Linked DNA regions of Homo sapiens: region 2 is linked to region 1. Evidence: chromatin contacts called from ENCODE Hi-C or POLR2A ChIA-PET data. All regions are on one chromosome and are shown on one strand. The core of a region is the stretch at or near the end of the contact, and the rest is flanking DNA. Distances in the headings are between cores, read along the strand shown. Region 1 overlaps LRRK2-DT (LRRK2 divergent transcript). Region 2 holds the start of LINC02471 (long intergenic non-protein coding RNA 2471).

Region 1 (6,188 bases), core at 607-3,106:
CACTGAGATAAATGCATATCTGATTGCCTTCTTTGGAGAGGCTAATCAGAAACTCAAAAGAATGTGACTGTTTGTCTCTCAGCTACCTGTGCCCTGAAGCCTGTCCCCACTTTGAGTTGTCCAGCTTTTTTGCTTCAAATTGTCCCGCCTTTCTGGACCAAATCAGTGTTCATTTTACATGTGTCAATTGATGTCTCATCCTCCCTAAAATGTATAAAACCAAGCTCTGCTCTGACCACCTTAGACACATGTTGTCAGGACTTCCAGGGGCTGTGTCATAGGTGTGTGTCCTCAACCTTGGCAAACTAAACTATCTAAATTAACTGAGACCTGTCTCAGATTTTCAGGGTTTACATCTGACAAATCTCCTTTCAGTGCTTGGTGCCAACATCAGCTAACTCTATGGCTCAAAACAACAGGACAATTTGCTGAGGTCTGGGAGCAGCACCTCCAGAGAATCCCTTATCTCCCCAAATTTGGTCGAGATCTAAAGTTTATTTTGCTGTACAACTCCATTTTTTGGAGTTTTACTGGCTTTCAACCAGGAAGACAAGATTTCCTGTTTCCATGACGATGACGACGACGATGGAAGGCAGGTAACTCCTTTATGGAGTTTGAGCTCGCTCCCAGCAGGGAAGATGAGTTTTTTCCTACTTCTAGAATGGTAGAAAGCATTCTTCAGCCTGAGACCCATCCCTAGGTAAGCAGCCGCATGGGAGTTTTTGTCTTGACTAAAGTTTAACAACCAGCTGGTCTTAATTTCTCCTTACCATTAGAGCACTCATTGATCATATTGTTGGAGTTTTGTTGTTGTTGTTGTTGTTGTTGTTGTTGTTGGTTGTTCTGGTCTTTCTCCCATCAGATTTGATCAACTCTACCTGACTTGGTCAAATAAGAGTAAGAATTCAAAATTATAGGTAACAAGGTTTCTCTAATCTGGCCCAAATTCCTTACAGCTGCAAAAGAGAATTAAAAAAACAAAAAACAACAACAAAAAAAACGTGCACTTGGTTTTTATGTTTGCTTCCTGCAATACCAAAAAAATCTAGAGAAGGCTTCTAATGACTTGAACTCCTTTAAAGAATTCAAAACAAAGGTGCCACTCACCCCTTTTGGCCTTTTGGGTGTTCTGTTTTCTTTGGGGAGTTTTAAGAGCCATGGGCAGATTCTTCTTTGGTCTAAAGCTCTGTTTTCCTGTATTGCATGACCTGACCTCTATGGATTTGGGAATACCAGAGATAACCTTGCACTGTGAGAGGATTTGATGTTGGTGTGTATAATGTCGAATGACAGCTACAAATTTACAAGCAGCTGAATACAGTTTACAGGACCTGGTCTTGGCTGTCTTTATTTCCTTTCTTGCCTAGGAAGTTATTTGCTTAAGGATCCTAATTCTAGTTCGGAGACGCATTCTAAAGGGTTTTCTTTATTGCTTTTTCTCCCAAAATAATCTCAATTCGGTTCGTCTGTGTGCATTTGCATGAGGAACTGAACTGTTGTTTTCATAGGTAAATAAGAGACAGAGTTTTCTCAGTTCTGAAAAGAAAAGGCCTCCCAGCCGAAAGGCACCCATGGGTGACGGGGGCCTTCGTGAGAGTGTCTGAGGGGTTGACCCCTATGACATGCAATGGCCCTGCAGGAAAATCCCCAACAAAAATTAATTTTAAAAATGGCTCATCCAGGAAACACATATAAGGGCTGATCACCCGGCATTTTGAGCCCTCTCAGAGGTCTCAAAAGAGAGAGAAACTGAGACACATAAGGGGTGGAAACAATTCAGTGGTGACACACTATGGAGTCCTGCCTACAAGCAGCATGCATCAATCCACCACACAAAAACCCCAGGCCACAGCTCATTTCCTCCTTTTAAGACCAAAAAAAAAAAAAAAGAAAAGCAGGAAACAGATAATCTAAGAATTAGGAGAAAACAAGGAGAATGACCTGCTTTCAAGCACTATGTAGGTTTTATGGCACTTCTACTTGCCAGAATAAAATGAAAGTAATATGGTCTTTGTGTACATTTACATTAATGAAAAAGTGCCCTGAGGTCAACCTGCAAACTATAGAGTTCCTAGGTTCCCTTTATCTCCATTTTCATTTCTGCCTGCTTTAAATCTGCTGTTACTTTTCTACTGAGATAAAAACAGCTGTTTGGATCTAACAGGTATTCTTTTTTTAATTTTTTTATTTTTGCAAGCTGGCTAATGTGTATGTATCAAAAGGCTAGAGTACTGAGGTAAAAGCTATAGAATCTTCGTGTGTGTATGTGTATATGCATATGTGTATGTGTATACATTTGAGGGCCTTTATAATAGACTTCTATAATTTTATGTTTAATCAGCCATTAAATCCGTTTTAATTTTCCTCTAGCTCACCAGACTTTCTCTTCATACCTTATGACGTAAATTTTGTTATCTGATTAAAGGAGTTGTTTCCTTTAATATGCAAATTTAAGGCTATTTAGCTGACAATGGCCTAGGGTAAGGTTTTTTTAAAAAAGGAAAAGAAAGAAGTCTTTATGAATCTATAAGATGTACTTCTACTGGCATGCCTAATACTTCTATATATTTATGTGTTGTGTATACAATGTTTCACTACTAAAAATATATAAAAGAGCTGTAATTAATTGGCTTAACAAAAAAGGAATTAAAATCAGATACTAAACAAAAGACTAGTAAAATGCTTTTTCAACTTCATATTACTTAAGTAAAATCTTTAATAAATAAGCTGGCTTTAAAATTATTGGTAAAATAATATTAGAAATGTCATAAGAATTTGACAGTATACATTTTTGTTAGCATTTATTAGTCAAGCAATTTTATACTTATCCCTGACAAGTACTCCAAGGTGTCAAAATTTGGCATAGAGGTTACAAAACTATAAATCCAGGCCAAAACAGAATGATCTTTGCTTGTGTAATCTTTAATTAAATAAGACATTAATATTGGTTTATTAAAAATAGCTACATCTTGAATTTAATAAGATTATCATAACTTCTAATCTTGTGGCTTTAGGCGGTCTAGTCCACAGGCAGTAAAGTTTGTTATTGCCTGTTTTTAAAGCTAAACTATAAATTCCTCCCAAAGTTAGTTCAGTCTACACCAAGGAATGGACAAGGATAGCTTGAAGGTTAAAAGCAAGATGGAGTCAGCTAAGTCAAATTTTCTTCACTGTCTCAGTTATAATTTTGCAATGACAGATCCATAACTTAAATGATAACTATCACAGTTTTCATAAACACTCTAGGTAAACATTTAAATAAAATAATTAGGTAAATGTAATAGGATAAATATTTGTACACAAACTTGTTAAAATTTAGAATCTAAAGTTATATTAAGTTAAATAATAGATATGTTATTATTTGGGTATTTTCCAATAAAAATATATTTGTAGGAAAACATTCTTTCAAAAAAAAAGGTGTGTCCTGTAAAAAAAAGGTGAGCAATTTTTGTCTAATTCAAAGCTTACTTAAAGGTCATGTATAAAACAAGGTAAAAGTGGCCGGGTGCGGTGGCTCACGCCTGTAATCCCAGCACTTTGAGAGGCTGAGGCAGGCAGATCACGAGGTCAGGAGATCGAGACCATCCTGGCTGACACGGTGAAACCCTGTCTCTACTAAAAATACAAAAAAATTTAGCCAGGCGTGGTGGCGGGCGCCTGTAGTCCCAGCTACCTGGGAGGCTGAGGCAGGAGAATGGCCTGAACCTGGGAGGCGGAGCTTGCAGTGAGCTGAGATCACGCCACTGCACTCCAGCCTGGGCGACAAAGCGAGACTCCATCTCAAAAAACACAAGGTAAAAGGAACCAGGAAATAAAAGAGATGTAAAGAAAGTTATAAAAATAAATAGGTTTTTCTTGCTAAGAAAGCTTTACGAGAAATAATTTCATATACAAAAGAATCTCCTGTATGGTAAATTTAGTCCTAGAGTAAAATGATTGCTTATTTAAGAAAGAGGGATGTTCAGAACAAACCATACAGTTGAAGCATGTCATGAATGGTCTGTGTAAGTTATAGTAAGAGGATTTAGTTTTTAGAAACCCCAAAGTTTTAAATAATCAAGTTGTCATATTATTATTAATATGGTTTGGTTTTCTTAGGAAAAAAACTGAAATTAATCTTTTTTTTTAGTTAAGGTTATTACATCCATGTATCTGTCTGTATGCACTTTTAAAGTACTTGTGAAATTGAGTTACAGGGCTTCGACTCCTGTGTCTAAAAAGAATACAAAGTCCTGCTAAATTTTAAACACTGATGGTAATTAAAGCCCCATCTTCAGGTCTGGTAGAAGACACCAATCAAAATAAACTGCATTCCTGAAACACAGACAGACGTTAAAGCTATTCAAGTCCTCAAGTCCCAGAGACTATTGAGGAAGAGGTGGGAGTGTGACATTGGAAGGGCTGATATTGAGAGATAAAGTAAGTTCAGTTTCTCTATAAATAAATAATTAATGTCAAAGGCACACTGATGCAATACCAGCATATAGGCCCATTTCAGATTAACAAGGTTTTCTTGAAGCATTTACCACCTCCTAAATAAAAGTTATGAAAGGCTTATGGAAGTTATATCTTATTGTTAAGATTAAAATTTTACAGATTGTTTATGAAATTTGGGAAAATAAATCTAATTGGCTTCATGTTGTTTTTATTAGGGCTTATTGTTTGGAAAATTCAGTCTCCTCTCTCAAAGAATGAAGGTTTTTACCTTTTTTTTGAAATTCTTGAGTTATCACTTTGGTCAAATAAATGATTTATTGTACAATTACCTGTGACATCAAGTGTTTTAAACCTTTGATATTTGACAAGCTTTCCAAAATAAAATTATAACATGTCTTTTTCTGACCTAACTGATCCTTTAAGACATTAGTTTCCCTAAAGTCCAAAAATGATATAATTTGGCTTATTTCGTATACAAATTATACAGGAAACATTGTCAAATATGAAATGACATTTGTTTTTCTTTAGGCTGTATTTGTACAAATATGTTACTGCTATGTGTTCCAAAATTATGGGAAACTTCTATGTTTCTGATGTGACTAAGTGTACATTATCAGTAATAATTATAATAGTGTACATTATCAGTAATAATTATAATTGTTATGTTAAATTATTGTGTGCCACAGAGGTAACAAATTTCCTTATCAATTGTGTTTTTGACTATGACTGCCATAAAACTTTTTGTCATCCATGGACAATTGTTGTCTTGTTTTGCTCCTCCTTAGAATGTGGTTTTATAATCAGCTATAGAACTCTAACAGGTGTCCTTAAAAGCAGGTTTCTGATAACTTTGGAGATTGTGACATTACAATGGAGGAAAAAACTTTCAATACTCTCATGGAGAGCTGAAATATTCATGAATATCAAGGAGAACAGGAGTAAACTGCATGAACTGAACTAATAGAAGACTAAAGTAATCTTTTTAACTTTTTGGTTAAAATATTGTTGATTCTTTATTTTGTTTTCCAGAGTCAAGAAAACTTTTAAGCTGTTTACAGCTTTTAATAATTGAGTAAGGTATACTCCTGTGAACAAAATTTGGAGCATATTTTTTTCTCTCTACCTGATTTCTCCAAAATTTGGAAACTATTTGTGAGTATTCTTAACTTATGACAATATAGTTATTTGCATAAGTGTAATAAGAATCTTTCATTTATAACAGGACATAATTCGAGAAACTGGTTATTTTACCAAGGCTTTTACTGAAATGGTGTGCTTTCCTTTAAGGAATGAAACTTGATTTATGGAGCAAATAAAAGACCCTTGGAAAAACTGGCCTCATACCTTTGTCTACATAGCCCCTGTACATGTTTTCTGACTTGTGGCAAGTAAGGATTGTCACTTTCTAACAGGAGCCAGGAGCCCTAAGTTTATCTTGGAACCTCAGGAGGAGAGGATCGTTGAACTCATAGGTATTTAATGGCACAAATCCATAGCCTGGCTCGGCTTTAGAAAGTCTTATCTGGGACTCTTTCTGTGGAACACAGTTCCATCAAATCGAATTTAAAAGCCTATGTAAGGCCAGCTACAGTGGCTTACACCTGTAATCCCAGCATTTTAGGAAGCCGAGACAGGCGGATTACTTGAGGTCAGGAGTTTGAGACCAGCCTGGCCAACATAATGAAACTCTTCCTCCACCAAAAATACAAAAAGTAGCCAGGTGTGGTGGTAGGCAACTGTAATCCCAGCTA
Region 2 (6,640 bases), core at 903-3,402, 37 kb after region 1:
TAGAAAGTAAAGAATGTGCTTCTTTTTCCCATGATTAATAAGCCACCAAGGAGCAGAGACAATATGTTATTTATTTATTTTGTCTCCCACAGTATCTAATACTGTGATTTATGCATAAATTAGCACTAGTATGTGGTTTGTTGAATTCAGCTGGACAATTATGAAATAATTACATTGTAATTCCTTTGAGTTCTACATTAGAGTTCTCATCCAAGATTTTTCTGAAAGCCACATTCAAGTGTTTGAAATTGACACAGAACCCCATGTTTATTTGCATATAGTTCAATTTTAAGATCTAACCAACCTAATCTAACTTCATGTAATTACAAATTTAGTTTCAGTGGCCCTGGTTCCCCATGACAAAAGTACAAAGAGTACCCGCAAGAAGTAAGTTGAAGATAAGGAGTGAGGAGAAGGAAGGTTAGTGGTAAGGCCACCAGTGATTCTAACAGCAAAGGGACAAGAAAAAAGACTGGAACTTTATTTAGAGGATAAAGCTGATGCCTGGCTTGCCATCTTGCCCAGATGGGACCTCAGGTAAGTCATTTAATGTCCCTAAGCTTCCTTTCCTTTAATTACTTCAATTATCTGCAAAAATGAAGTGAATAAATATGCCCTGTTTACTTCATTGATCATAATGAGAATGAATGGATACGGGATATGTGAAAGCCATACAGACATTACACAATGTGATAAACCATCATCCTAACACACAAACCTAATCTTTATTGTGACTCAAGATTAGGGAACACTATGTTTTACATAACATCATGCTGATCTAACTCTAGCTTTATGATGTTAACTAATCTTTTCTAAATCCAGAGAGCATAATACCACCCCTTCGAAAAGAAGTGTCCACTTGCCCTTTGGCCAAGCTGTAAACAGACGCACCAAGAAACTTCCTCAGTGAGGCTGTCATCTTGGCATTAGATCCATGAGTCAGAGATTTTGGCTGGCTAAATTGTAAAGACCACTTTGAATAACTTGCAATTGTCTTGTTTCTTAGACTATGCACACTTTCTCTCTTTCAGTTAACGTTAAAATGATATATGCAATAAATTGCATATTTGAGTAAATGACATACGCAATAAATTACAACATATGCAATAAAATCAATTAGGTAGCCTTTTCTGAAATTCAGTAAACCCACCAGGAAGGGTCAGAGATAAACCCTTGATATCTAGCAAAAACAAATAAAAATAAGATTTTCAACAGATCAGTGGATTTCATAAAAGATAGAACGTATAATATGAAAGAAACACTGAGGGTACATGATCATCTGTGAAGCATAATGTAATGAGAACAATACTGGACTTGAACTAAAAGTTTTGTGTTCACAGCCCAGATTTACTCCCAACTATATGATGTTGAGCAAATTACTGAATGTCGCTTAAGCCTACGTTTTTGCATTTATATAAGGATAATAGTACCACCTACCTTACAATATTACTGAAAAAGATTCAACTGGGCAAGGCTAATTAAATAATAATAAAGTATACCATATTCTTAGTTTCCTTTTTTAAAAAATCTTTCCTGAATTTTGGTTAGAGTAAGTCCTGATTCAAAGGACAGATGTGTGTGTCTTCCTTCCTTGAAACTAATACTGTTTCTGGTGAGCTTTTGCTCATCCAACTCTGTAATAGAAATCCCATATTCTTGCTATAAATAAAGGCCTTTATAATTTGTGACATTTACTTCTTACCTAAATATTCTGCAACTGCAGATCTCAGACTCTGGCTCTGTCACATGAAAAAAGTCTTCTGTGTGCTCACTGCGTCAGCATACTCTACCACCCTTTCTGTATCACCTCATATGGTAGGAGCTTACATAATTGTAAAGTGGTTGCATAGCAACCAAATTATCAAACACCTCCATCCCACTTTTTCTGTCTTAAACCCTCAAACAACTAGTGGAGCATTTTCAGTTAACAACAGTCTTTAATCAGAGGAGAGAAAATTCCAGGTTGCTGATTCAGTTATTTCTTTTTATTTACCTCTATTTTTATATTCACCCGGCTCGTGTGAAAAACAAAAACTGAAGTACTCACAGATGAGGCAGTGTTTAGCATCTAAACACACCATATGCCAAGGGATAGATGTTGTTGTTGCAGCTGTCCAAAGTTAGCCAGGTTAACACTGACAAACAGCTTCCCCCAGAACATGAGAAAACCACGGCCGCCTGCTCCTTGTTGGCTGGTGGAGTGAAACAGACTTTACAGTACACTGGATCAGCTAAACTGTGAATTACAGGTGAACCAAAGCCATTCTGTCAGTCATTCAAGGAAAAATGACTTCACTCAGCTAGAGGACACTCCCTTGACAAAAAAAAAAAAAAGGAAAAAGGACTTGAGAAATCATTGAATCAAGACCTTCCTTGCTCAGTTCAATTGATTTGCCTAAAGTCATAAAAACAGTAACTTAGTCGCAAAGATGTAATAAGGAAAAATCTTCCTACTTGAATTAAGGATTCCTCCAAGGAGGCAGCATGATACTGTTTTAAGAGCACAGGGCATTAAGTATAACCACCTTGGTTTACATTCTATTTCTCAATTACAAGCTACCACCAAGTTAACTTTTAGGGGTTTCAGTTTCCACAATGCTACCTTACAGCATTATTTGGAGAGCTGCATAAGACAATCCACATGATATTCATGTTACTGCACCTTGTGCAAGTTAAGTACATGTTAGCAATTATTATTATTATTATTCGGTGGTCTAGGAAATCCAAATTTGTCTGGTCCAGAAACAAACAAATTGTCCTATGTCTTCAAAAGAATGGAGCATCCTACATTCAATGGAACTGTAAAGTCAAATAAGCTTTAAAAATTTAAAACTATATCTAAATCACTGACTATTTGGTTTAAAATTCTGTCCCCCCTGGTTCTTGGATGACTATTCTAAGTGTTCAACAAATTTCACCAGCTCAAAACAGTAACCACATATAATGTGGAATTAAGAAACAAGAGTTTGTATTTCTACCTAAAACTCTCATTTGACCCTTTAAACCAGATTCCAGTTTTTTTTTGCTTTGTTTGTTTGTTTGTTTGTTTTTTGGTGGGAGGAAAGAGGAAGAAAATGAACAAAACAAAAATATATGCAGTATAAGAAACCCGGTCTAGTTTGAGCCTTGAGCCATGACGTAAACATTCTTTTAAAGAGAAGCTTCCATGATTAATTACTACAGTTTATTTTTTCCCCCTCTAGGAAATCAACAATCAACTAGATGTAACACTTGGGAGAGTTTATTTTTGGCTAGCCTAGTAATTATAGCCAGAACAGAGCAGGGCAGGTAGATAGGAAATATTTTAGAAACTATTTTATCAAAGCATCAGGATTTTCAAAAAGAACAAGGCAGGGGTTCCCTCCCACACTTAAAATAACAATGAAAAACATGGCTGCGGTTAGATTCTTTAAGAAAAAGAATAAGTTTGAGTCTTGCTCTTGGGCCTGGCCACGCTTATCGGTGTTATGCTTTGCATGTCAGATGCTCTCTTCTGTAACAGTCTTCTCTTTGCCTAGTGAGGAGGAAGACTCATTCTTTCTGCAACCTCAAAGAGTTAATCAATATGAACATAAATATTCAACAGATATCAATTGTCCTTTTGCCTACCTCTGTGATACCAGGAATATTTTCTCAAATGACTTCCAAGTGTTGTTTTGCCATGTCTGTAAAAACAGACTGTCAGAAGTGTCTGGATCAAGCAATGGGAGCAGTTAAATAGAGCTTTCACCCCTTTCGTCTTTCTTCTGGAATAATTTCTCTGACTCTCATGCATACAGTGCACACTAGCAGATGCTAGCGTTTTGGCGTTATCTGTGACCTTCTATAAAAGTTGCTACTAAGATGGGCGCAGCAGCTCATACCTGTAGCCCCAACTACTCTAAATGGCTATGGTATTCTCAGGCTAAACTCATTACAGTGTAATAATCTGCTATTCCAAAAATATTTATTTACTTGATAGCACAGTGGACCCTGAAAGGCATTGTAGGTCTTTTTGTTTGATTAATTGCCTGTTCACTTTGTTTTCAAACATCATCAATATAGAAGAGGAAAATGATATTAACAAAGACCATATAGTGCTTAAAGTATGTGAAGCTGGTTAAAATATTCCCAGTTGATATTTCTTTCTCTGGCCATATGAAGAAATTTACAGGCCAGTCATGGTGGCTCACATCTGTAATCCCAGCATTTTGGGAGGCCAAGGCAGGAGGATACCTGGAGCCCCGGAGTTTGAAACTAGCCTGGGCAAAATAGAGAGACCCCCCATCTCTACAAAAATAAAAATAAAAAGGAAATTTACAATTTTTGGCTAAGAGGATATAGTATCATGTGAGAGAACTTTAAAACAAACTTAATCCAGGCAGTGCCACCACCCTCTGCCCCCACCCATCTTCATTAGTACTGGATCAGGAAGTACTTTATACTCAGTTATCTTTGCTTTTCGGTGCTGTGACCTTGTATAAAAGTTGCTACCAAGCTGGGCGTGGTGGCTCATGCCTGTAGTCTCAACTACTCAGGAGGCTGAGATGAAAGGATCATCGCTTGAGCCTGTGAGGTCAAGGCTGCAGTGAACTGAGATGGTGCCACTGCTCTCCAGCCTGAGCAACAAAGGGAGACCATGTCTTAAATAAATAAATAGAGTTGCTACTACTATGTTCAACTGCAAATGTTAGATGAACAGTCATTTAAATGAGAATTGAAGCCCATGGTAAGAAAGACAGGAATTTTTGTGATGAATTAAGTAAAAAAGGTGGTTGGTTGAATTTGACTCACTAAACAATGGTGAGTCAGTTAGGAAGTTGAGGAATGTGGACAAATGAGGAAGAAAAGACCAATAAAGAGCAGGTACATATATAGAAGTGCCAATAATATCAGCTTCTTTTAGCCTAGTTTTTCCTAAAACTTTGGGTACTTAGTAAAATTGTTGAAAAGTTCATTTGAGAATCATCTGGAACAACAGGGATGAACTTTGAAAAATTATGTCAATTGAAACTTTATAATTCCACTTATATAAAGTACCTAGAGTCAAATTCATAGACACAGAAAGTGGAATGGTTGTTGCTGGGGGTTGGGGGAGGAGAAAATGGGGAGTTATTTTTTAATGGGTATAGAGTTTCAGTTTGGGAAAATGAAAAAGTTCTGGAGCTGGATGGTGATGACGGTTACAAAAGAATGTCAATGTACTTAATGCCACTGAACTGTACACTTTAAAACAGTAAATTTTACGTTATGTATATTTTATCACAATAAAAAAGAATCACCTGAAAAAAGATAGCAAAGGAGGAAACTGACTAGGATACAATTGAAAGAACCATGAGAAACAAATAAATATATATAGACCAAATTCCTATTATCATAGTCTGTTTTTACCTTGAAATGTATAGAAAAGTTCAGCAAAAGAGTGCCCCCTTGTGGACCTCTGCGAGGTGGCAACATGCATAATTAATCCTGAATGTCCCTGTACAATTACAAGGCTCTTTTGAATTATACATGCTTGCATTCCTCGATGACAGGGGCCTCAAAAGCCTCCCAAAAGTTAACTCAAGATCAGAGACTGAAGAAAAGGATGCTGATATATTTTGAAGAGATTTCTCTTAATTTCTAAGTTGGCAGAGTCAAGACTATTCATTTCTTGAAGGTTTTTAAAAGTTGAAGTTTAACGGTTGTTATGGAACTGCAACTTAGGATGTTTAAGTTCATGTTGGGTTTCTGGAGGAAGTCTCTCTACAAGAAAAAATATTTGGAGTGTTTTCTGTAGGGGATATCTTTGAAGATTAACCTTCATTCATCACTTCAATTTGTTCTGTTTCTCAGCAAGAATGACTTTTTCGTTACTTCTATTCAACTTTGCTCTTAATAAATAGAAAACTAGAGAAAAAATAAATATCTGTATGACTTCCACAAAGTGGTATAATGTCCTTCCACAATATGTATGTTAACACTTTTATTTCAAGTAGCTTTTTGATGATTATATAATTGTTCTTTTTTTTTAATCTACAGAATTTAATCAACCTCATATAGTGGCCAAGGAACATATTAAATAAGTTTTTCAAGGTCGTTGAAAGAATGAATGGGAAAGCAAGATTAAAATTCTGATATCCCACAGTGATGTTAGCTGGTTGCCAACACTGTTGCTCTACAAATGTAGTTCTTAAGTAGAAACAATTTTTTAGTTGGAATTTCTCAAGGTAATTCTATGATTTTGTGAGGAAAAATGACATAGAATTGACCAAAATTCCTTTTGCAGGCATAGGTTCCTAACTGTGAATATCCTGATTTTGAAGAAAACAGTAGATTAATTTCAACTGCTGGCAGCTTTCACTTGACCTTGCAAAGGTTACAATTATCCAGAAATCTCATACGTAAGTACCGTTTAGTGAAAAGTTCAAATTAAATATCTCTTTACACGTGGACTTCTGTTTCCTTAGGATCTGGAGCCTGAACCAGACTAGTATTGATATAATAACTGTACCTAGCTTAAACAGTTTGTATTGATCCACTCTGAGATGCTTTGGAGACCATTAGTCATAAGTTCACACTGTTATTGTAAAGCTTTACGAACCGGCTATTATCCCTTCCAGTTTTAACTATGTGGAAGTTTTTTTAAAAACTTTTAATTTTGCAACAATTTGAGATTTAC

Evidence for each region. A loop is a pair of places that touch in the nucleus more often than their neighbours do. ChIA-PET counts read pairs that join two places held with the same protein, here RNA polymerase II (POLR2A). Pooled maps may share reads with other maps.
Region 2: a map of B cell shows a loop between it and region 1 (4-fold over the local background). The contact joins the promoter of LINC02471 here to the enhancer-like site in region 1. A Hi-C loop is called at or near these places in 6 of 168 maps with a recorded cell type or tissue (B cell, CD14-positive monocyte, GM12878 and 3 more), 37 of 37 single-sample maps with no recorded cell type and 13 of 50 pooled maps. POLR2A ChIA-PET finds 5 or more read pairs at or near these places in 9 of 52 experiments (A673, B cell, CD4-positive, alpha-beta memory T cell and 6 more).

What each region holds. Positions count from the first base shown.
Region 1 is chr12:40,188,484-40,194,671 of GRCh38, reverse strand. The region is part of intron 1 of LRRK2-DT (LRRK2 divergent transcript); the gene reads left to right. Among named protein-coding and RNA genes, the nearest start is that of LRRK2-DT, 32 kb to the left of the region's middle. Within about 2 kb of position 1,856, at least 4 of the 41 ENCODE cell types and tissues checked have a DNase peak (open chromatin) inside an H3K27ac peak, as active enhancers do; they include B cell, CD14-positive monocyte, GM12878 and 1 more, where a contact is called at or near this core.
Region 2 is chr12:40,151,751-40,158,390 of GRCh38, reverse strand. LINC02471 (long intergenic non-protein coding RNA 2471) reads right to left here and starts at 2,152. Exons shown (of 2, transcript NR_146526.1): 1 at 2,048-2,152. It overlaps LRRK2-DT (LRRK2 divergent transcript), which reads left to right. Exons shown (of 9, transcript NR_186757.1): 6 at 336-537; 7 at 6,248-6,362.